Linked DNA regions of Homo sapiens: all the other regions are linked to region 1. The links are chromatin loops, found by intact Hi-C in ENCODE. Cell type or tissue: A673. All regions are shown on one strand. Region 1 overlaps LOC101927314 (a long non-coding RNA gene). Region 2 overlaps LOC101927314 (a long non-coding RNA gene). Region 3 overlaps MMS22L (MMS22 like, DNA repair protein). Region 4 overlaps LOC101927314 (a long non-coding RNA gene). Region 5 has its middle 16 kb from the start of MIR2113.

Region 1 (5,000 bases):
AAAGGGCATATAATCTTTCTCCCTAACAACACACACATACGATAAACCCAATTTCATATTAAATAACAATAAAATATACATTAAAAAGATTTAAATATTTTCATCAAAATGTTAAAAGCAATTTTTTTTCTGGGTAGTAGGATTTTGAATGACTTTTTTTCTTCACATTTTGTGCTCTGGAAAATTTTCTTCACTACATGTATTATTTTTAAGTTATGAAAAATGCATTTTCTTTTTAAAAAGTAACAAAAATTATAGTATTATGTTCAGAAGTGCAAGATTTTGCACTTTTGCAACAGTTTGCAACATGCAAACATTTTATTGTCAATATATTTTATGAAACTGATAAAAAAATCTGGTTCTTTGCAATGCTGATATGTAATCTCCTCATTACCCTGAACCTGGGCTAAATTTTTACTCTGCGATATCTAACGGGCACTATTTTATATATTCATACCTTTTTAAAGATCTTTAGTTGCAATACATTTTGGATGTCTTGATAAGTAAATTTCTTTTATGTAGTTTTAAACACAAGCTTAATTTTGCCTTTCCACTGATTCATAATATATAGGCGAGGAGAGACAAAAAGTGGCATGAATAAATGTGCCTAAGGAAATCCTATTAAATGCTGGTTTCTAGGCTTCATTTTGTACTAATTGGCATCATTTTTCGAGCACTCACTGTGTGCCTGGCATTGTGCTAAGAGCATTTTAAAATACTTTATTTCATTCCCATGTTAACTCATGTTTGAGTTCATATTGTTCATATTGTTATTTCTATTTTATAGGCAAGTAATTGGGTCTTGGAAAGCTAATGGTTTACCAGAGGTCACAGAATCTGAGACTCTTTTTAGACTTAAAAATCTATGCTTTCTAATTGTAAATTAATCAGTTGTTTTACCACATAAATTACTTTCTAGGATTTAATTATTTTCTCATATTTAAAGTATAGGACTTGGATGAGGTTGCGGGGGTAAGAGGGTGGTGCTAAAACTCTTCCTAATAAGAGCTACTTTAAATTTTTCCAAAATTTTATGTTTGTATTTGGGGCTAAACCAAGTGTACTGATTAACAAGTTGTTGAGAGTGAAAAAAGCTTGGAAATTGAACAGATAGGTATACTTTTTACATTGTTAGTAGATAGGAAGTGACTGTCTAAGATCTCTGGATCCTCTAGGGAACTTTCAGACAATACTAGTTAGTGATTCTCATGTACCTTTTACTGGCCAAAATATATGTTAGTTAGCCTTCTGTTTTTTTAAAAAATGTTTGAGGTCTGTTTTAAAGAGTGTCTGTAAGAAGGATATAGCAGTAATAAGAGGGATTAGTTACAAGTAGGTAAGGGCAGAATTATTTATTTGTTACAAAAAGTCCAATAACGTTTAAAGGCAATGATTGTCAGGTTAGAAAACAATTCATCATAGTGAAAAAAGTAATGCAATGAAAGGAGAAATAATAGAATCTCATAATGGGAGAATAGACTCTATATTTGAAAATATTTTGCTGAGAGCACCCTGATACCAGGAACAGATGAAGTGAGTGACCTCACAGGGCTTTTCTAATTTCTGTGATTCCGTAACGGAGCACTCTGAAGGTACCTTGCTTATGACATTTCTGGATTTACATTTTACCACATAATGAACTGCTGAATGATTTTGGTTGAAACAGTTTCCATATTATTGGACGAGTCACCTCATTATTGAATGGAACAACTTCACAAAGATTAAAACTGGAACTTGACTATAATGATTTTCTAAGTTCATTTTATAATCAGTGATGCAATGCTTCATATTCATATTCATAAATATAAAAGGTTTTGGGGACTCTACATGTCAATATCATATGCCATTAAACTTATGCAATTTATTTTTATAAAATACAAAAAATGACCAGAATGATATGGAAACTATAGAGTGCATATTTCCTTTTTATTAGTACTTTTTTCCTCCCATCTCATACAGCGCCCAATTTAGGGCAAAGACAAAACGAAAGTGTATCTTGAATATGCATCACAGGTTCCAAAAATGAAAAGAAATTGGATTTGGATAGCACTTACTCAATAGACAGATATGATACATGGTAAGAAGGTGCACTGTCTGCCCTGTGATAGATTAAACTACTTTGTAGGAAAATTACTGTGAGCCAGTCACCACCACCACCGTGGCTAAATCTTTAATAAAATTCTCTTCCATATTCAGGAGTGAGGTATGAAGTACACAATAAGCAAAGTGAAGTAGAGTGCCATTTATCAAACACCGACCAGGTCTGTAATCTTCTGCTTTATCCTTTCTTTGTACTTTATTTCTTTATTGTTACAAGGAGGGATATTTACCCAGAGCAGTGGGCATGAAGCCCTGATAAACCTCCTCCTTCCTGTCTTTCCCCTTTTCTTACTCCTTTTCGTCAGCCTTGTCAGTATAATTTGTTTCCTTCTAGGTGGTCTTTTGCTTGTTTGGCATTCTTTTTTCTCTTCTTTTCTCTGCCTTTCTTTGAAATGTGCATTCATGATATGGGAAATGACACCAAAACTACAGGAAAATGCAATGGGAATGCTAACAACTACAATGAAGGACTGTCCAGGATGCATTCGGTAATGACTTTGAATGCCTCTTGGCAAGATAGCAGTATTAAAATGTTGTAGACAGCCCCTGGGTGGCAGTGCACAGCCGGTCCTGATGCCATCAAAAGCATTTTCAAAGTAAAGATTTTATATGTGGGTGTATGTGTATATGTGTAATATATATATGTATGTAATATATATGTTATATATGATGTATGTATGTATATGTAATATATGTATGTTTCTATATATGACATGAGTATGTGTTATATGTATATTTGTGTGTGATATATATACATGTATCTATGATGTAGATATGTAATATGTTGTATAAAATATATTTTATTATATATATACACACACAATGCATTTTTACCCAGCTGCTCCCAAACTAAAGAATTTAAAAGTAGCTTTCTATTTGAAAGATACAAATGCTCTATCTAATTTATCTCTTATTTCTTAAGTACAATAATGATAATTTTGCTAAAAATGATTTTCATGTTTAAAAATCATATACTGAAAAGGTCCTAGATATTCTGGCCATGTGATAATGTCTGAAATGTCTTTGAAACCATGCAGATATAGGTACAGATGCAGAAGCGTCTAGAGGGTAGTGAGAATGTGGCTGGAGGTATTTTGTGCCCCTCAATCTGCACACTGCCAGTCTATACAGCAGCCTTGGGGGTAAATTATTTTTAGTACTATTATAACCCTTTTTTATTGTTTGAATAGCAGTTTTATGACAAAACATTTATAGTCAGGCTGTCTTTGTACTTGACTGAAAGAGAGCAATCATGGAGAGTGATAAGGCAACAATGGTAATGATAACTGCATTTATAAAGATGTACAGAATTTAAATGGGTGTGCTAAAATAGACTGGCGGTAGTTCTCTATCTGTACTTGGAGCAGAGATGGGCACAATTCTTGTGGCAGAGATGCTTTTGTTATTTGGGGCAGATGACAGAGAGAGAGAGAGTGTGTGTGTGTGTGTGTCTGCGTGCATGCACACACATGTGCATGCTTTCCTTTGTCATTGTTTCTTCCTTTCAGTTAAATGCACCTGATATGTAGTTGTAGGGTTAGTAATAACAAACAGATAAATATCCTATATTCAGATTGACAATTATCATGATTTTGTGAGATTATGATAAAATGCAACTGCATTTCTGCATAAACTATTCAACTGAAGTATTAGTTCTTTAAAAATTATGATTATTTGCTCTTATCTAGCATTGGTCTATTTCTCTGTCTCTTGAGAATCTACCTCTCATGAAAAATTGATAATTTTCTCTGAGAAGGAGAGGAGGATGGAGGGGAGGGTGCTGTATCTCAAAACATAATTCAAGAGTGAGAGTTTATTCTGTCTGCTTGGTACCAATGGTTTTCATATATTTTTACAGTTTCATCAATTTTCTTTATTTCTAATGTTCTGACCATAAGTAAAAGTGAAGCTTCTTCAGGTCCAGTTACATTCCTTTGTTTCTTTTTTAATTTTTAGATATTTTGTAGCATTAACATAATGATATAACATAATAAAAAGGGTTGACATTGTACAATTGCCTTGTGCTCTACATAAAACTAAAACCATACAATGTGGGTTAGAAATAGTATCTTCTCTTCACAAGGTATCCCCAAGGTCTCTTAAAATCAGCCATACATTGCTGAAGTCTATATTTTGTCTTCCTTGGCCCACTCTCCTCTTCAGCAAAGTTAATAACTTCTATCATGAAGGGAAAAAATCAATTTATTTGTGTCCTACCTTGTTTCAAAAAGAAATTAAGGTGACTTACAAAGATACATAAAATAGATTTAAAACTAAGTGAGGGAAATGAAAGCCAAAGGAAAGCCAGAGAAGGAGGGAAGGGTGGAGAAAAGAGTAACTGTGGAACCAAATGCCTATTGTGAACCCCTATGTGCCTGTGAGACTTGGGCTGCAGATTTAGGTTTTAGCTCTCTAGCAGCCAATACAAAGATGGAAACAATTCCAAGATACACAGAGTCAACATCAAGAGAATAAATAGATTTCTCAGGAGATATGCAACTATTTCAGGGTATTCAGGCTTATAGGAAATTTATCTCCTGGGTTGTAATAGAACACTGTGTAATCCCAGGAAATATGTTTCTTAACTATAGCCTATGGTAAACACACGTGTAAGTATAATAAAAACTAGTTGTAGCATCTTGAGAAAGCAAAAGTCAGTGAAAGCAAGTCTAAAGTTTATTCATTCAGTAGTCATCTATTTAATGTGTCCTCTGTATTCTGCAACAGGCAGGAAATGGAACAGTAGAATAGTAGTGAGCAAGAGCCATAGCCTCCTGCCCTCATCAAACTTACAATTTTTTACTGAAACTGACATCGACAAATTAGTTATGTGTGTGATGAAAAATCCTGCAAGTGATGAGAAGGAGAAGACTCAGCTTAGGTCTCGTAGTCTAACCTAA
Region 2 (5,000 bases), 62 kb before region 1:
AAAAAAATCTCAGAAGTATCTTTACCTTTTTTTGGTAACATTGCACTTTTATAGCATTACTGAGACTTTATTTTCTAGGAATATAAGGCTAAAATGAAATTTAAGTCATAATTCAATATGGTGAATATTTTAATTCTTGACAAAAATATAACTTTTCTGAGATATATTTATTTTATGAATGCACAAAAGAAATATATATATGAGTTAATGAAAGCTTCCAATTGACATTTTTAGACTGGAAGTTAACTGAGGCCAGCTAAACGTGTTAATTAGTTGACTGTCATTTTTAAATAGAGATTTACAATATGAGTTTGAACTTATTAATATTATGAATTTCATTGTTGTTTTCCTGTGAGCTGTATGAAACTCACCACAGTAGAGAGCTGGATGGTTTCAATATCTAATGACTGAACTTTTCACCTCAGGCCTTGGGTCACATTAGGCTTTGGTTTCAAGTGATTGACAGCCATTTCATAGTAACCTGAAATGAATTGGGGGTCAAAATCATCCAAATGATGGAGAGAAAATGCCCCCGTTAGAAAAAAATAAAGGCAGAAGTAAACTAACCAGTGTAGTTGAAACTAATTGGCCTCCTTATTGGCAAAGGATTGAACGGGCACAGGGACTGAATTAATCTCTTGAATTCGGTGGCAGATCCTTGCAGGTTGAAATTGTGAATTGGCAGGTTAGCATAAGGGGTGGCTGTATCCCCCTAGCATGTGATACTTCTGTTCTGTGAATTTCCATTTTGTGGAGCTGTCAATCTGAGGCTTTTGTGAGCATTAAACTTTCTTTAGAAACAACACCACTAAAAAAAGAATGACCCCACCTCCTAAACTACCACATAAATCAGCTTGATTAGTAATCTCTATTAAGAGACATTGAGTTTTGAATTGGCTGGGGTATTGTAGGTCCAGAATGAAGGACTTGGCAGGCCCAAATAGGGAAGTTTGAACATCTGCCCTACTCCGTCCTAGCACTTCTGCAAGTTTTAAGCCTATTCACAAATGGCCTAAATTATAAAAGTGCAAACTGTAGTTCTCCACAAGCAGTTTTTCAAATAACATTAAGGGGTGAATATATAATATTAGTATTTATTGAAGGTGTAGAAATTCCATAAAATATTTTATATTAAGGAGAAAGGTAACAGTAACAGACCTTTATATTTGAGCCCATTAATACCAGCTTTCTTTTAGCATTCTTCTTTTCTGTAACAAGTGAAGTTTGATCTTGAATTTTTATTCAAAGCTCTGTAAACCAAAGCCACAGATGGGGTATTGCTGTGTCATTTCCATGGCCTTATACAGATTACAGAATGTATGCAGCTGTCCCATACTCCCTTAATAGACCTTCAGCTTTTCAATACATCTTCCACTGATGGCATTTCTGTGGATAAACATCATTTCAGAATGAAATGTGCCAGATGTCCTGCAGTGCACTTAGGTACAACAAGGCACTTTTTAAAAAAGTCGCGCCTGTATTATTTACTCATTTAGAGAATGTGACTTCTGGAATATACATTGGAAATCCAAAATTTGCTGAATGAGAGAGGAAATATTATAAATAGTTTTTAACTCATATGTACCTTAAAATTCCCTTAAATACATTTTTTCTGGACCATAAAGAAATCAATGTTTTATATCCAGGTTTCTCATAATTTTTTCCTCTAGGAGGCATAACTCAATCAAAATCTCTGGTTACTACTGAATAGAAATAGTCCTTTTTATTGAGGTTAAAAATTGCTAGATCAGGGATTTGGAATATATATGTATGTCTATATATACACACATATATATAATGTTTCCTTTAGTATAGCTAATTTTATGAAGCATTCCTTTCAACATTCTTGAGTTTTATATTCCTGCCACAAGAAAATATTATTTTCAAGTTCTGTATTTTGTTATTGTTGTTGTTAAGAGACTGGAATAGGTGATCCAAATGAAAGTAAAACACCAGTGAGAAATGGCAATTCAGGATCATTCCAATATCAGCATTTGATTCTCTCATATCAGATGCAACTATACCACATGCTCAATTGAGTGCTTGACTGACTATTGACTTATGTCATTTAACATTTTTTTACATACATACCACTCTTCAAAGCCTGCAAATCATTGACTGCAAGGACCATATCTTCTGCCACTTAATATGCCTCGTTGCTGAACACAATGTGAGATTTTAGTCAGTGGCTGTTGAGTTGATGACTACGTTTATGGTAAACTAGAACAAGGAGATGTGTATTAAATTTTTCTATGAGGAAATCCATTTTCACTTATAAGTGCTTATAGATTATACCAAAGATATAGACTTCACTTAATTGCGATATCGCAAACTGTGGTAGCTTTAGTGTTCTTCAGCATGTTTTTTATGCATTTTTCATTTTTTAAAGAGTGAGATTTGTAGAGGCAGTCCACTAATAGCTGATAAAACTGAGGTACAGACCTTTAGATGGTCCACAACTAAAGGAGATGGTGCTAGGCTGTATTTTGAAGCTTCTGAGAATCCCTAGGAATTATTTAAAAGAGACACGTCCTTCAATATTGCATAAACTAATTATCTATGAACTGTTTATCCTAAGCAAAATAATAATAATAATAATAATAAATCATAATGAGAAAATGTTACTCCAGGAACGTTGACAATTATTTAAAATCTCACTATGTATTTAATTCAAAAAGTGTGATTCTTGAGGCTGTATACTTTTCTATGTGTGCACTCCCTAAGAAAACTAGCTGAAACTTTTAATGATTTATCAAATCACTTGATAATTTTATATATTGTCAATTTACCTCCTCTTCCTAACAGCAATGTTCCTCTTAACACAAAATATACTGCATTTAGAAAACTGAAACATATTTATCATTTGTCTTGCCATCAAGGTTTTTAGAAAATATCTGCGCTGTAGTTCTGTCTCTGACAGCTGTGTGGTTAATTTTTCGATCCCTGGTATGTAGCTGTCTCTTTCGGTGCTGCTGCGTTTGCAGCCATGCTGTCAACATCCACCAGAGAGCAGAGCAGCTCCAACCCCCACATCTTTCATGCTAGAAATAGATGGAGACAGTAACACAGTCAGATCCTTGGCCAAACAACGCGGATTGCAGTTCATTTCAAAGGTCAGCACATATTTAAGCTTGCTTCATTACTGCCACCTTTATGCCTGAGATTTTCATTTAAAAAAAAAATCAGTTTACCCAGGTTCCTTTAGAGACAGAAAAATGAAAGTGCTGAGTCCTATTTTCATTTGGAGATATCAAGCTTTTTATCAAATTATAGTGGTGGCGTTTCAGAATATTTCATATCTGATCAAGAGGGAAATCCAAAAATAATTTTCTCTTTATTCAGGAGTCTTTCAGGCAGGAAAACTGTTTTATTTTTTACTTAATATTGTGCTCAAGCCAATCATTTTAAATTCATAGAGAAAGCAGACATTTAAAAACAATTTATAATAAAAATATTTTGGAGTTTAATATTTTTATTTATATTTTCTAATGAAAACACCACAATTTGTACTCTTTCGACATGTTTTAACTTATCAACTAGTAAAATAAATATACACACTTTCCTTTCTTATATTAAGGATGGTGAACAAGTGGATAATTATAAAACACTTTCTAGTTAAAAAGAAATAGTTTGCCTTTTAAGAAAAAAGCAAGGATGGTTTATTTTGTTTTAAATCAAATCTGTCCTTTTCCTATTTACCATAAGGATCTAATATACATAGGAAGAATATGATACAGTATACATTAGGAATATTAATATGGCCTGTGTATATTAAGGATTCTCAATGGTTTATGTCACAGATATCTTTAAAACTAATACTTTATTTTTAATTAAAATAATTAATTTTGAGACGAAGCTTTACATCTTCTTTGCAAAAACAGAGTTCTAGGAAATGAAAGAAAATCATTCTGAGATAGGATGTACAAGCCACTGAGAAAATACATTTTCAAAATAGTGTTTTAATAAAGGTTTTTGATACCAAAATGTGAAAAAAATTGTATAAGTGGTTTCGTTAATCATTGGAAATTAAACTGCCTATAATTTTTTTAATGACTAACAACATAAGTAGTAAAAAATTTTTCAAACTTGATGTCATGATCATTTTAGATCATTGAAATTTATATTTTTCTTGTAACACATTGTGGGAACATAATTATGGACATACCTTAGAAAGAGTTTAAAAGGAATGCCTGGAGGCTAAAGGCTTCCTAAAAGAAATACTCACATACTCAGGTTATATAGCTGAATATATATATTATATATATATATAATATATATATATATACGTATATATTTTAGTGATAATTTTAACTAGGTTATTTTAATTTTGGCATTCATGTATTTCTGAAATGAATATTTAAAATACACTATAACTGAAAGAGGAAAAAACATATCTATATTTAAAGTATAATAATTTTAGATTTATAAATAGATTTTATAAAAGTTTTTTGAATACTTCATTAATACTTTATCTATAACTTACTTTAAAATAATTAAGAAATGTATATGGCTGAAAGTCCAGTCATCAGTTGTATTTAGACTTGGACTACTTCACTCAATTCTATAGGCTGGTTGGAATTTGAAAACAAATTCTCATTTGTTTTCAGGAATAATGATCTATAAAAAGTATGTGAATGAGATCCAGAAAATATGATAGTAGGACATTAGGATAAAAGTAAGAAATGTGAAAGGTGAGAAAACTGGGAAAAAATAGGACCTCAAGTCCCTTGGACCATCCAAGTGCATCTTTTAACCTGAAAGATAACATGAACCCTTTTTCTTGTCCCTCAGATTCTAAAGTACATGGTGCTGATTTTACTTGTTATAAATTCTAACGTGACTTATATATAGGTTCATTTACTTCTTTCTTAGATGCAATTTAAAACAACAACTCAGCATTATGAAATAAAACCAGGTAACAAACTTGCATAAGTGCTCCCTGAATCTAAAGTAAAAGTTGAAAAAATTAAAACCAGCAATAAAAGAAAAGCAAACTTCTA
Region 3 (5,000 bases), 320 kb before region 1:
TTCCAACTTCAAATCTCTAGCTTGGACCTCTTCCTGAACTCTAGGATCATTATCTAAGTGCCTACTTAACATGCCTACTTGGATTTAATGAACATCTTAAAAAAAATTACCAAAAATGTTAATCTTCCCTCATAAAATCTGTTCTAGCCTCAATCTTCCTCATCTCAGCAAATGGCTATAGTTACCCTTAATTCCTCTCTTTATCTATTTGGTTACCGTATCTTACCCACTTAGCAAATTCTGTCATCTCTACCTTGAAAATACTTTCTTCAGATGGGAAACCTGACCACTTCTCACCACCTCTACTGCCACCACTCTAGCCACAGCTGCTCATTTTTGGGTTATTACAATAGTTCCCTAACTGCCTTCCTGCTTTTCCCCTTGCCTAGTCTTCCTATAAGTCTAGCCTCAACCTAGCAGCCAGAGGACTCTTATCACTCCTCTGCTCAAAACTTTTCAACAGCTTCCAATCTCAGAGTAAAACCAAAAGTCTTTATAACCACTTACAAGGCAGAACACAAACTAGCTCTCCATTACCTCTTGATCCATCTCTTAGTTCTCTTTCCCTTTCTCATTCCACATGAGCCTTTGCTGCTTCCCTATAGTTTCTCAAACACACCAGACATGTTCTTGCCTTCAGACTTCTGCAAAGCATGGTCTCTCATCTCCTTCAGTTCTTTGCACAAATATTACTTACTTGGGCCTTCCTGACCACTCTATTTAAAATCACAACTGCCTCTGGCCTTCTGTATTCCTATCCTATATTCCACTCTTTCCCACAGCATTTATCACCACACATTACACTATTTACTCATTTAGTGGTCTTCCTATGCCCCAACACTAGATTATGAGCTCCATCAGAACAAGTATTTTTGTCCTTCTTCTCCATTAGTATCTCTCCAATGCCTATTAAACTAGGTATTCAGTAACTTTTTTTAAATGAAGAAAATCATTCTCTCCTAAACTATCAAGTCTTTATTTCAAATCAAAGCCAAAGTACACATATTTTGCTTTCTATTTATATACCATTTATCTTCAGCATCTAAGACAGCACTGACTGAACTGATGCATTATTATTTTTGTTGACTGGCAGTTGGGATGATGCATGTACACAAGTTATATCATCTATTAATGACTGCTTAAACTGGCTGAATATCAATATTTATTTTCATAGACATTACAGTAGTTGGAAAATTGTTGTCCTGTCACAATTCTTTAATCTATCATCGTAAAGTCCTAATTATAGAAGTGTTATCAGAATTCAAAATCTTTTCAAATTTAAATCATTAGTCTTTTACACAGCACTTTAAGCTCAGTTTTCCTCGTATACACTAGGATAAATATTGGTTTAAATCTTAGGTTTTTAAAACTATTATTTAAAAATAAATTAAATACCTTTAAATGGACTTCATTCAAGTACATGGAGTTACCATACTAATCACTGTCTATTCCAATACTTCTTAACATATTTTGAGCAAAATACCCCCTTGAGAAGACAATGGCCTCTTCTTAGAAATGATATATATGCGCATATATTCAAATTCTTACCTATAATTTCATGAGATCCAGAGTCCCTTAAAGCCTAAGGACATGTCTTTAGGTTAATAATCAAATTAAGTAAAAATTACAACTTAAAGTAGAATCTAGTAGAAGTCAGAACAATAACATCCTATATATTCAGTGTCATTCTGATCTCATCTTCTTGGGATTGAAGTGGTATTTATTTTATATTCTTTTGCTCTTTACACAAATTAACTTCATCTTATACCTATGTATCTGCTCATACAATTTGAAAATAAACTACTTGAATCACACGTAATCAAATGCTAGTTTACCTTCCAAAATATTACATGCATAAGAAAAGCTTATGTATATTCAATATTTTCAGGATAGAAAATTATCTTATTTTTAGTAAATAATCATTTAATTTTTAGCAATAAATAAGCCAAAGGATCCCAATTTATTAATATGTAATTTGTTTCATCTTTCTGGCTGACAAAATGTTTGCTATACAAGAGTTTGTTACTAAGAAAATAAAGGAAAATACTGACAAAGAGTCTGCAAAAAGAGAAATTAGCAAATTAATAATTAATGCTGACCTGCAGCTGCATCCGCAAGTTGTGAGAAAGGCACTACCTGTGACATTCTCTGACTCTTCAAAAATGAAAAGAAATGTCTCCACAGTGCACTGGCAACTGCAGCAAGGTGGCGCTCTTTAGCCGATAATGAAGACTGTACAAATAGGTCCACATTGTCCCTTTGAAGTTCCTGACACAATTGTTGATGCATACTCCTAAAAAGAAATAAAAATACAGCTAACACCCTTAATAAATGCTTACAAAAATCTTCTTAAAGTACATTTTGAGCTTTTTCCATTTATATCATATGAGAAACATTTTATATAATTAAAACCTTTATGCCAAGACATTATGCATTTCTGGTTGTTTGATGGATGAATGATGGCATATTAAGCATCATAAAGTTAATGTTAACTACTAATGTCAACCATTAATTATATGCTTTTTAATATGTCAGATCCAAATGAGAAAGAGGCAGCTTCAGAATGAAGGTCTGCATTTTGCAACTCACACATGACAAGTGATTTTTACTTAAAATCTAGACATGAAAACAATTTTTAAAACAATTTTCTCCTGAGGGCTTTAGGACATGGATGTACCAAGAGGAAGGTAAGTACAACTGGCTTATGCGTGGTATTTTAAATTAAAATACTTTCCTTGTTTAGAAGACACAGGCCTTGTGTAGTAGACAAAACTATGCTAGATACAATCTTACTACTTTGGTCCCAAAAGATTCATAATCATTCTCACTTGGTAGGCAATAATATACAATAACAAGTTGCTCTTCATAAAATAATAAAACATAATTCGATACTGCCTCAAATTTTGATTAATCATTTACTCACCTTTGCTGATTAATTCAATCGAAAATTTAGATATCTCTAGACCTTAATAGAAACGTGCAGGAAATTGAGGTTACCAAAGAGAGGGAAATAAGAGATCTTCTTAGTGATGTGGAACAGAAGGCATTTATGTTGTGCACCCACTGATAATATGATTATTTAAAACTAAATGTACAACCATGCTATTATTCCTGTTTCTGTTTATATTACTGCCAGATCAACTGAGTAGACATAAATGCATGGATACATTTACATTTGCATTTTTTTTTCAATTATACAGAAAGCAGCAAAAAATAACCAATGGAAATTATGGAGAAGACTTCCTTTAATAGAGATAGCATTCCACTAAGAAAAATAATTAAGTACTTTAAAAAAGATGTTTGATGTTTTTAAACAGTTTAGGGGAAGTGGATAACATGAAAGAACTATACAAAACACAGAACTAGCATGTGTATCTAAAGCAATCCCACAAAAAGATCAAGCTGGTTATAAGATCACATCTTAGAATATTTCGCATAACTACCCAAGAGTGAGTAAAAATTCTAAGTATAAACTGTATAACATTAGGGCCTTGAGCCCCTTTACATTGGAATTCCTGGAAAATTATGGGATATTACTTAATACTACAGGAAATATTCAAAAAACAAGTGAACAAATGGCTGGGGAAAGAGTATACAGTAAACAATTCTCATAAAAGCTAACCAAATATCTGCTATGTCCTCTCTGTAAAAACTTCTTGAGATGCTTTCAACTTGAACTAGTGGCTAGAGAACCATTTCAGTTCCTTTATCTTAGAGTGAGATAAATAACAAACCACTAAAATCTATCTGGCAACTAACTCAACTGCCTATATCAACATAGCAAAGTTCACAGTACATTTCTACACAGTGGAATCCATGTAAAATAATACCACCATTTCTACTGCCCTTTATAGCTTTTTCAAAGTATATTGGTTTCAAAAGACAATAAATAACTTATGGTACTTGAGTAGGATGGATTTTGCTCACCATATCTAAAAAAGCCATTTTATTTACTAACTAAAACCTATTCCCTAGGAAGGAGTAACATTTCTGATCGACCTCTATATATGTGCTAGAAATTCCTTAAATTAATTAAATTCTTTTAAAATCGGAACAACTCTATGAGATAGGTATCATTAATCCTCTTTATAGATGACGAAGCTAACAGTAGGAAAGCTAAATATGCCCAAAGGTCACATGGCTAGAAAGGGCTGGCCCCATCATCTGAACTTAAATCTGACTCTGAAGCCCACTTTTCTTTTTACACACTAAGACATGCACCCTTATGCGCCTACACATACACAAGTTTTAAGTGAATTAAACATTGATAAATTATCTTCTCTTTCTACTTAGGTTAAAGAAATTTCATCCCAGCACTTTGGGAGGCCAGGGTGGGTGGATCACTCGAGGCCAGCAGTTCAAGACCAACCTGACCAACATGGTGAAATCCCCTCCCTAATAAAAATACAAAAAAATTAGCCGGGCATGATGGTACACGCTTGTAATCCCAGCAACTCAGGAGGCTGAGGTAGGAGAATTGCTTGAACCCAGGAGGTGGAGGTTGCAGTGAGCCGAGATTGTGCCACTGCACTCCAACTTGGGTGACAGAGCAAGACTTTCTCAAAATAATTTAAAAATAATAATAATAATAAATAAAATAAAGGAATTTCAGAAAGCTTAAGAAAAGGGGCTGGAAAAGCCACATGTAGCTGTGTCTTTTGAAGGGCCAGGAGCAACATCAGAATTCTAACATTAGGAAAGACTATAAGAAGAGATGCTAGAAAACATGTATTCAAGGCAATAATGAGAAAGGCCAACAAATGTGAACCACCTTTGACCTCTCCACAACAAAACGTTGAGGTACCAGGGAGTATAAGTATGAGCTAACGTGGGGATAGGACTCAAAGTTCTGAATCCATTAGGTTTAAAAAAAAAAAAAAAGCCGAGTGCAGTGGCTTATACCTCTAATCCCAGCATTTTGGGAGGCTGAGGTGGGTGGATTGCCTGAGCTCAGGATTTCAAGACCAGCCTGGGCAACATAGTGAAACCCCATCTCTATT
Region 4 (5,000 bases), 150 kb after region 1:
TTTTTGATAATTATACTTTTAAATTTTGTGCAACTCTTTCTCTTTCTATGATTGGTACATGCTGAGGCAGTCTTTTTTAGTGTGAAGGATGGAAATATCCCCTTAACTCACTTTAATATTATGAATTATATATATATATATAAAATGTGAGTGTGTGTGTGTGTGCGTATGTGCGTATATATATATATATATATATATATACACGCACACACACAGAAATAAATTTTTTTGGTTTCTTGAATTATTATTTTTTCTAGATGAGTGATACTTAATGTTTATCTTGGTCACTTATTTGTATGCTATTTGATTTTTTCTGGAATCAGATTCTAGGTCAGATTCTATCTTTGCTATCGACTGGTTGAATAACCAAGAACAAGTTATATAGCCACTTTAAACCTCAATTAAAAAAAAAAACATAACAAGAGTGATGTTGTGAGTCATGTTGTGATAATTTAACATGGAGTCAGCACATAGTTCATTCTTAATTTTCTAAAATGCCTTTTATTTCATCAATGACGTAGTTATAATGCCTAATTTTTTAAGTTATAATGTATTGATGGGGCTGGCTTAATTCCACTATAAACCTTTGTTGCAACATATTCCTATTGAATATTCAGAGCTCAGTTTTTCTATAAGCGAAGATAGTAAATGTTTTCAGCTTTGTGGGCATAGTCTCTGGAGTAACTATTCGCTCTGCTGTTATAGCACAAAATCAGCCATAGACAATGCATAAACAGATAGGAGTGGCTCTGTTCCAATAAATATTTACCAAGAACAAGCAACTGGCCAGGTTTGGCCCATAGACCACTGTGGGCCTACCCCTAAAATATATCATGTAACGTTCCATCCAGCATGTTCTCTGGAATTACCACTAAGCTTGGAGTTGGAAGCATAGATTTTAATTTTACTTACATGAGCTAGAGTAAGTCACGTAACCTTTTCAGGCTTTGTTTTTTCCTGATACATAAAATAAAAGGGAATAAATTGTCATTTAAGCTTATTAGAACTCAAGTTATTATTAAAAAAAGAAGCATTTCAACGCAAAAATCTTAATGCTCAACATAAAATGTGAAATCTCTTATTGTATATTCACCATTTGTATCCCATTTTACAATGCATTGTAGTTGATGTTATTTTTGAGAGTGAGGACTATGATGTTTGGTTTCCACTCATCTAAATAAAATAAACTTTACTGTTACTTTTTTGTTGTTTTAGAAATAATAACTTAATGATATATATGAAAATGTGTAATAAATAACAATGTTTTAATGGGTCTTCTATTGTGTTTGAAAAATGAATTAGAAAAGCTCTGCTTCAGGTTTATTTAATTAACTGGAATAAGGTTTAAAAGACGATGATACTAGAGTCTGTAAAATATTTATCACTAAATATAAAAAATATAAATTTCCAAGAAAGCAACATTACCAGTTACAATGGTAACTACAAATGTCTCAGCTGGTTCATAAATGCAGCTTATTTTTGAATGACTATTTAAATCTAAATTTTAGTACTTCTTTACATATTGATAATCCAAGGTGACATGCCCCTACTATTTTCCTTGGGCATTTTAGAACAAAAGAAAATAAACATCTCAAATTCAAATTGAAATGTGAAGTCAAATCTTGATCTTTTCTTGAGGTAGTACAATTATTTTGTTCCAATTTTTTCACATGCTAACATATTTGTAATAGTCTTTTTACAAGTCACCCCTCCCTTCTTCTACTCCTTCCTTCCTCCCCTCCCCTCCCCTCCCCTCCCTCCCTCCCTCCCTCCCTCCCTCCCTCCCTCCCTCCCTCCCTCCCTCCCTTCCTCCCTTCCTTCCTTCCTTCCTTCCTTCCTTCCTTCCTTCCTTCCTTCCAGAAATAGTTGTTAGCTATGCTGGATAAAATACTCTCCAGTACCTGGGAATAGAGATTAGAGAACAGTAAAGATAAGTAAACAGGCAATTGCAATACATTGTGAAAAATACTATAATGCAAAAGTTGTTGAAGGATACTTTAGGGGCAATTATGAGGAGAAAATATCCTAGTGAGGTGACACTAAGCTGAGACACAAAGAATGAATGGGAAGGTGCTAGTTGAGTATGGGAGGGATGGAGTCATGAGCACATGAAAACCAAATGAAAATTAGCTCATGTGCCACAAATTTGAGGATTTGCCTCAGTGGACAGATGGGAGGCTTTTAGACTCAATCCAGAGATGTGGAAATAAATTGTTGACATAGTATGGTTTTGTGGAAAGAATATGTGCTTCTGAGAAAGGCAGATCTAATTTGAAACCTGGCTTTACTTTGGCTTTGTGACTTGGGCATATTATTTAACCTTCTTGATTCTCAATTTCCTCATTTGCAAAATTGAGATAATGATATGTATTTTAAAAGAATGTTGTAAGGATTTAATAGGATAGCCACACAAAAGCGGTGGCTCATGCCTATTATCCCAGCACTTTGGGAGGCTGAGGTGGGCGGATCACAGGGTCAGGAGATCAACACCTGGCCAATATGATGAAACCCCTTCTCTACTAAAAATACAAAAATTAGCTGGGTGTGGCAGCCCGTGCCTGTGGTTCCAGCTACTCAGGAGGCTGAGGCAGGAGGATTGCTTGAATCCGGGGGGTGGAGGCTACAGTGAACCAAGATTGTGCCACTGCAGTGAGCCAACATCGCGCCACTGCACTCCAGCCTGGGTGATAGAGCAAGACTCGGTCTCAGAAAAAAGTGCCTTCCATGGAATTAATGTTTAATTAAAATTAGTTGCTAGTTACTTATTCTTCATATCTTAGTATTGGGAAAAGTTGAAGTCATCTGTGGAAAAAAAAATGTCTTTGACCGTAATCAGAGTACCCAGAGATTGGTTATGCAAAGAATTTTACAACTATCCTCTTTTTTTGCTCCCTCCCTTCTTCTCTCCCCCCTTTCTTATTTCTGCCTCTGTTTTCCTCCTTACAATTATGTTTTCTGTATAAGAAGGGGTTAGTGTCTTCTTCCCAAGCTTTAACTAAAATATGCTTGAGGGCACTTTTGGCTATGTTTCCATAGCTCCTAATGAAGAGTGTACATGCCATAATTCTTGTTTATAATGGAAGAAAAAAGTACAAAACCCAGAAAGGTCTCTAAGCAGAATATGGGGCCACTACACTTAATTAGCTAGGTGCAGTACAGGTTTGGAGTTCTTGGTGTTACCAACGGCATCCATAAAGGACGGAAGCGTACCTTAGGCAAAGAGCTCCACTACATGGTGGCTGTGTCCTTGCAATGGGACAGGCCCTAGCAAAGTTGAAGAGAATGGCAGTTTGAACTTCTCTGGGATACTGGAAGTGTCTCTTGCATAGCCTTTCAATAGTAGTAAATAGTATTTACTACCACTGAATACTCTGCTGATTATTAAGCTGTTATCTCTTTATCTTCATGTCCATTCTTCCATCTTCAGCTTTGTAGACATTCTTTTAAATTAAATATGTTTGTAAATAATGAAGTTAAGGGATGTTATAATGACTTGAGAAGTATAATTTTCCCAAGATTATTTGTCTGTTAAAATCCCTAAATATTTATATCTAAATTATTCTAAATATCCAAACTAAACCCAAACTAAATTTTCACTTTGGGGACCTTTAGCTTCTATCCAACTTACAACATTGCCCTTATGTATTTTTTTTAAAACTAGAACTTCGAAACTTAATTACATTTTCAAACCAAAGATCTCCAATATGGACTTACTATAAATTGTAGTATATCAATTGATGTTTAACTTTTAAATTTTATATGTATAATAGTTATAATTAATCTCCAACATACAGAAAAGTCTGTATTTGTTTTTACAAACTGAGCAGCATAAACATCAACTTGATTAATCTTTGTAGTCTTTTATCACTTTTATTTGCAGGTCTCTTAGTTTGCTTATCACCTCCTTTTTTTATTGTTGTAATTCCTTGATGTATTGTATTCCCTAAGTCTCCTAGGTATTTTAACTACTAGTCTTTTATTTTCTGGTACTCTACAAACATATTTAGTTTTACTTAAGACAAAACTATGAGATATGAATTGGGGTTCATTATTTATGGTCTTTTCTCTAAGGGATACAATTAGAAAAATAATGACAAGTGAGAGAAAACTCTTCTGTAAAAGTACAAAAATGCTTCATTTTATTCAAAAAGCAAGTTAAAACAGCTGCAATAGTACATAATGATATACATAATTTCCTGGGTGTATTGCCTGGATTCTTTTTAACCCTTTAAAAATAGAAATATTTATTATTTCAATAAAAGAAAGCAATCACATAGGACCAAGAGCTCTTGCTAAAAATGTGTATATTTCATACATTCTACTTGTGAAATATAGTAGGGGAAATATTTACGAGCACCATAAGATAGGAAGCTGAAACTGAAATCATTTCTAAATGAAAATTATGTGACAGTTTATCAGTATTTAATGCTAACATTGGTTGATGTGAGCATGAAGAATTTAGTAGCCATTTATCATAACTCTGTGTGTGGTTAGTTCTCTGATATACTTGCTTAGAGTAGAATGGTGTTTTAGTGGCAACATGAACCACAGCTTCAGTCTGAGATATTAAATAAATGGAAATGCCAAAAGAGGATTTGTTTTTGTTGCTTGGATTGTGTGTGTGGTTGTTGTTTTTCACATTCCTGTTAAAAGTAGTCTCCCATACCTTGCATGGGTTGGTTTTTGATCCACACTCCCCTGAACTATGGCTGGGCTTCTGCACCAGATGCAGGTGTCCCCTTGTGCTGTCAGCCAGGAATGATTAATGAGGATTTGCCCCTACTGAAAGCAGTCTTTGGAGCATTGTTCAGGGCATCTGTGGAACTGTCGGGGGAGACAAGGACACAAGTGAACAACCAATTATTTGGCCATCACTGAGGCAGCATGAAAAAGACATCAAATTGGACAGAGAAGCAATGCTTTTGTTTGGAGATCTAATATTATTTTTTAGGTATTAATAGTAACACAAGACTTTTAGCTTGTTTTAAAAGAATTTTGGT
Region 5 (5,000 bases), 540 kb after region 1:
CAATAAGTCATGGTCATGCAGAGTGATCAATTAGCACACTTCATAAACACACTGGCAATTCAGACATAAGATAGCCAGCCTTGGAGAATTCTTTATTAGAGAATGAAAACCATTTAATGGATCAACATGTAAATCTTCAGTGTTGTATGATGAATAACATTTAGGCATCATGTTTTTGAGAGTCAACTTTAGGAAATGTGTTTTTGAGAACCAATTTTAGGAAATACATCAAAAGTAAACTTTGGAACTTACCCCAAGGCCTGAAGTTACCCTGCCAAAAGAAAAAGCTATTTAAGAAACATGCACCAAACAAAAAAAAAAATCTTTAATTAATTAATTAATTAAAGCATTAATTAATGGTCACTGACTTCTCTTACCATAGTTTCTGTATTTAAAAACTTTGATATAGAAAATAAATTATGTTCCACATTGTAAGTATGTTATGAGGATAGGTGGGATATTATAGACAACAGAGCATTTTAAGTCAAGGTAATCTTTAATGACTCAAGTCGACTCCTCACCATTTCATAAGTTTTTACCAAAATTTCATGGAAAATAAATTCTCTGGTCTATTTGTACTTTTTATTGCCATTTCAAGCATATATGGAGTCAAAACATATTTTTAGTATTGCTATTTTTTATATTCTTTACTTTTAGTGAATGTTAATTCAGAAGAATCTTTTACACTTCCAAAAGGTATACATATTCTTATGGCCTGTAAGTGAAATGCTTTCTGATAGTAGCTGGATATGTGTGCAAGTTTCACATAATTTAAAAATAAAAGAATCCCTTTCTCATTTCAATATTTGTGCTTTCAGAACGATTCCTTGATTTCACATAATAGCCTCTGTGGTAGGTTTTCTGAAAGAAAATGTATATGTGTTGTTAAAAAAAATAGTTTTATTTTTTAAGACTAATTCATCCAAAATAAAGTTTACCAAGTTATGTAATATTTCTCCTTGAGCTAACTCTTCACCCTCTCATACCCAGGGGTATAAAGGAAAGAAAGCAGAAAGGGGGAAGTCTAATTTTTTAAAAAAGATGTATTGCATTGTTGTGAACAAATGTTATCAGTGCTGCTCTCATACTCAGGGAGTGTGTGTGTGTATGCTTCCTGTAGGTCTTCCCCAAGGGAGTGCTGAGGCAAAAGGCAGAAAGCTGCTGAGGACAGAGTGCTCCAAAGATCCCACTCCACCTCAGCCCTGCCTTCTGCCACTGCTGACCTTTTAGGCACAGCGGTGAGCCCTGTGCCCTGCAAGGACCTTTCAGATTAGGTAGGTGAGGGTCTTTGGGAATAAATCTTGAGCAGATAGAATTTGCAGCCTGCAGATATAACCATCTACGTTCGTCATCTGAAGGCTGTCAATGCGTATCACCGAGGAAAAAGAAGAAAAAAAGGCTTACTTTGCAAAACTTCTATAAAGGAAAATGTGTGCAATGGAAAGTACTTGGAGTGATGTGCCCATTATGCATTCTGGAATCAGGCATTATGCAAAAGGATACATCTCCTGCATGCCTTGTCCTTTCACATGGGTCTCAGAGTAGCCCTGAGGATGAGAGCGTCCTTGGAATCTATTTATCTAATGAGTTGGCCATCCTAAATATTTACCATAACAATATGGCAAGCATTGCAGGGGTTAACTCACTTCCTATTAGCCTTTTCTCAGCACTTTCCTCTTTGTTGGGGTGAATTTATTTGTGTAATCTGAAGAATGTGTCGACTCTGCTCTGGACACATTGGCTCTGGACCACACCCAGAGGGAGCATGTAGAAAGGATCTATGTTAGGTGATACCCTGAGAGTGGAGATTTGTAGCTTAAATGAACATTATTTCTGCCAAATCATTTCAAATATGTTGTTTAGTTAAGTTCTCTTCCCTTTTACTTCTTTTCTGTGGATGCATGGTGTCATTTTATCTCCACCCAGGAACTTGTGTCAACAGCTCCCTCCTCGGACCATTCACTAGAGTTGCAATGTCACCATGTCAGAATCTTGCTTTTGTTTTTGTTTTGTTTTATTTTTAAATCTGGAATGTTTTTTACTACTGTCCATTTGCCTTTCACTTTGATGTCTGTGATTAGCTAAGCTCTCTACTAATTCAGACTGAGTACACACAATCAGCAGTCCCATGTGCCTGGATTGGCATATCAATTCCCTTCTGCTCCCCTTGGCTGGTTGGGCTCTCTTTGTTACTAATTTAGTACTCAGTTTCTTATGTTCTTTAAGAGCAGAACTATCAAACTTTATTTTCTCTAAAACTTGATTATATTAATAATACAGAAGACTCATATTAGTGTGTGTGTATCTTTAATTTTTTATTTTGTTGTCAGTTTGTTTGTTTTTTAAACGTTTAGAAGCAGAGTTGAGTATTTCCTATTAAAAACCTGTTGCGCCTATTGGTGTAAACTCTTTAAGTCTGACCCTGATTGTAAGATTATCTGATGACAAAGTATGGACATGCCTCCTACACTGAGCCTTTAGCAGAATGGTTTCAAGATTGTTTTCATTTATTGCCTGTTGAGAAAAGCCGCAGGAAAATGTCAAAGTAGTACTCAATGACATGTTATACTAGTTTTAAGCAAAGGGGTAATTTTTAGTTTTTTATTGTTGGTGCAATTGCCTGTGTATGTTTTTCTTTATGCTGTCTTTACATCATATAGCTTTATTTTCTCCTTCTGTATGTTTGTGGCCCTTTGATTGCCAAATCTTTTCTTGCTTTGTGATTTGGATGAAATCCATTGCTTATCTGTTAGGGTTCTCTCATCAGGTTTTCTTTAAGCCTTGGGATTTTTCCTCATTTCCTTTGTCCCAAAACATGAATCAGAATGGGAGTGTCTCTGCAGGAGGGGAGGGAGAGGAGACTGGGCTGAGTGGAAGAAAAATCTGCTTTCAGAAAAGATGCTGTTTCTTGAGGGGGTCAGACCTGAGGGAAAGTATTGAAAGTCTAGCAAACTCAAGAATCTTTTTCTCCCTTCCCCCAGCTCCAACCCCTAACACAGGGGAGATTCAATACTGACTGTCATGTTATCCACTGGAGAATTTTACTAATAAAATTGTATCCCTGCTCTATTCAGGGTAAGTTTACATGTTGTCACAATGATATACTTCATTCTGATTTTATTATTAAGCTGTCTCAGCAATTCATTTGAAATATAGTCATCACGTTTGAAAACTAACAAAGTTTTAATGGAAGGTAGTGAAATTTTTATACAAAATAGATTTCTTCCATGACGGATTGTTATTAGCTTGGAATACTCAGTGACAAATCAGGTAGTGTAATACTAAGACACATTTAACAGCCTTTATGGTTTTCATGAGTACAGCTTAAATTATTGTCTTTCGCATTACATTCTAAATATAGAAATAATATAGAAGATATGTATGGTTTATCAAGTGATGACCAGTGGCATATTGCATCTTGTTTAGAGTCAGTCCTCTTGTCTTATTGGGAATATATAGTTTAACAAGGCACTTGCCATCATTTCCTTAACAGGGATAATAAACAGAACAATTCTGCATAAAAGCTCATATCAGCTTCTTTCATGCCTTTTCTTTTCAGAAGGCTGCCTAAGGGTTTAAGCAATTTACTGGTCTGACCCGCATCCTTTCTCTGCAGTCTGCGGTTCTTTTGTTTAACATTAGTATGTGGGCAAACAGCATTCTGAGCTGTTCAGAGCTTATCAGCCTGCGTTCAGTCAACCGGAACCCCATTCTATGTATCTAAGCGGGGCCACATTTAATACTTCACAGTGGGAGCATCTGCAGTTTCTAAAAATGACTTGTTTATCAGATAAACTCTGTCCCTATGCTGACAGATGTGGTGGATGGTGGATCTTCAGTATCATACTTCTCTAATATAGGCTTGTACAAAATATAGTATGCTGAGGGACAGCGAGACCCACAGACCAGAGTAATGACAAGAATCATTTATGTAGACACTCTCCAACTGCACTCAGAATTTACTTATAGGATATGGTGGGGAAGAGGCAACTCTCAGATTCTCTTTTGGAACTGAATAAATAACTAATTCTCATGTTACTAAAGTGTTAAGTAGAGGAAAGACATTTTCACTGTTAACCTAACGTTTTATGATTTCATTGGTAAACACTGTAAGGTGTCTTAGTGCCATGGTCTGATAAAAGCCAGGAGCCTGAGGGGGTTGACTGAAATATTGATCATCATGTACCCAGTGGTACCAGAATGTTAGAAAATTAGAAGAAGTGGTCTTAGGAGACTTATCTGCCATTAACCCAAGATAATGCTAATATAGTCTGTTAACTCAAGATGATCTTTTCTTTAAATTTTTATTAGAATTTCATGAAGTTATTTTAAACATGTTGAGGAACTATAAAACCCTGCTTCTAATCACTATCCCAATTTGAGATTTTATACTCTAGGCATATAGTATTATGCAGTTATTTTGAAAGCATTGCCAGTCTTTATGAATGTATGTATATATGTATACTTATGCGTATGCATACATGTATACTTCCAAAAATAAACTAAGTATTTATTTAACTATAGCATTTCCTAATATTGTCTTTGTTCTCAATGGAATGAATTAAAGGATTTTTTAAATGTACATTTTTGAGATTTATTCCCAGAAGAACTCCAGTTATGATAGAATTATCTGTACCTTACCCTGACATCTTGGCATTTCTGAGGTAGCAGCCCAAAGTAATGTTAAGTAACACAAGTATGGACAAGCTAGTGCCTTACCAAGGGGACCATTGTCACAGAACAGGAGCTGATTTTAACTGATATGGTTTGAACCTTAATGCAATTCACATTGCTTGTAGTAGTCTTATAATTTAGCACATATGTTACATTTTTGCTCCTACCTATAATTACTCTTTGTATTAAAGGATTTTCACCCTAATTATTTCTCTACTAGTAGCCCCCTTCACCTCTCAGCTCCCTGCTAATTAAATACTTTTAAACATGCCTTCGTTATTAATTGTGAAGTGTTGCCATAACCATATGATATAATAATTATTTGG

Evidence for each region. Hi-C counts contacts between places; a loop is a spot of excess contacts. Peaks named below come from ENCODE experiments on the same cell type or tissue, not always from the same donor. Only the 100,000 strongest peaks of a DNase experiment are listed, where the experiment ranks them.
Region 2: a loop joins it to region 1, with 5 times the contacts of the local background. A loop is called at or near these places in 4 of 110 quality-filtered maps.
Region 3: it touches region 1 in a loop (2.4-fold over the local background); 5 of 110 quality-filtered maps call a loop at or near these places.
Region 4: a loop joins it to region 1, with 7 times the contacts of the local background. A loop is called at or near these places in 2 of 110 quality-filtered maps.
Region 5: it touches region 1 in a loop (5-fold over the local background); 20 of 110 quality-filtered maps call a loop at or near these places.

What each region holds. Positions count from the first base shown.
Region 1 is chr6:97,499,441-97,504,440 of GRCh38, forward strand. The region is part of intron 1 of LOC101927314 (a long non-coding RNA gene); the gene reads left to right. Among named protein-coding and RNA genes, the nearest start is that of MMS22L, 220 kb to the left of the region's middle. In A673, a CTCF peak has its summit at 2,634 (motif pointing right); a DNase peak (open chromatin) is centred at 2,621; H3K4me3 peaks cover 1,215 bases; H3K27ac peaks cover 1,968 bases.
Region 2 is chr6:97,437,774-97,442,773 of GRCh38, forward strand. The region is part of intron 1 of LOC101927314 (a long non-coding RNA gene); the gene reads left to right. Among named protein-coding and RNA genes, the nearest start is that of MMS22L, 160 kb to the left of the region's middle. In A673, a CTCF peak has its summit at 2,995 (motif pointing right); a DNase peak (open chromatin) is centred at 3,018; H3K4me3 peaks cover 1,271 bases; H3K27ac peaks cover 2,613 bases.
Region 3 is chr6:97,184,398-97,189,397 of GRCh38, forward strand. MMS22L (MMS22 like, DNA repair protein) reads right to left here. Exons shown (of 25, transcript NM_001350599.2): 15 at 2,100-2,293. Among named protein-coding and RNA genes, the nearest start is that of MMS22L, 96 kb to the right of the region's middle. In A673, a CTCF peak has its summit at 2,204; a DNase peak (open chromatin) is centred at 2,214; H3K27ac peaks cover 909 bases.
Region 4 is chr6:97,651,654-97,656,653 of GRCh38, forward strand. All of the region lies in intron 3 of LOC101927314 (a long non-coding RNA gene), which reads left to right. Among named protein-coding and RNA genes, the nearest start is that of MIR2113, 370 kb to the right of the region's middle. In A673, no CTCF peak of the experiment used is centred here; a DNase peak (open chromatin) is centred at 2,048; H3K27ac peaks cover 4,365 bases.
Region 5 is chr6:98,038,438-98,043,437 of GRCh38, forward strand. No RefSeq gene overlaps it. Among named protein-coding and RNA genes, the nearest start is that of MIR2113, 16 kb to the left of the region's middle. RefSeq lists enhancers at 740-1,537, 1,538-2,335. In A673, a CTCF peak has its summit at 1,971; a DNase peak (open chromatin) is centred at 1,934.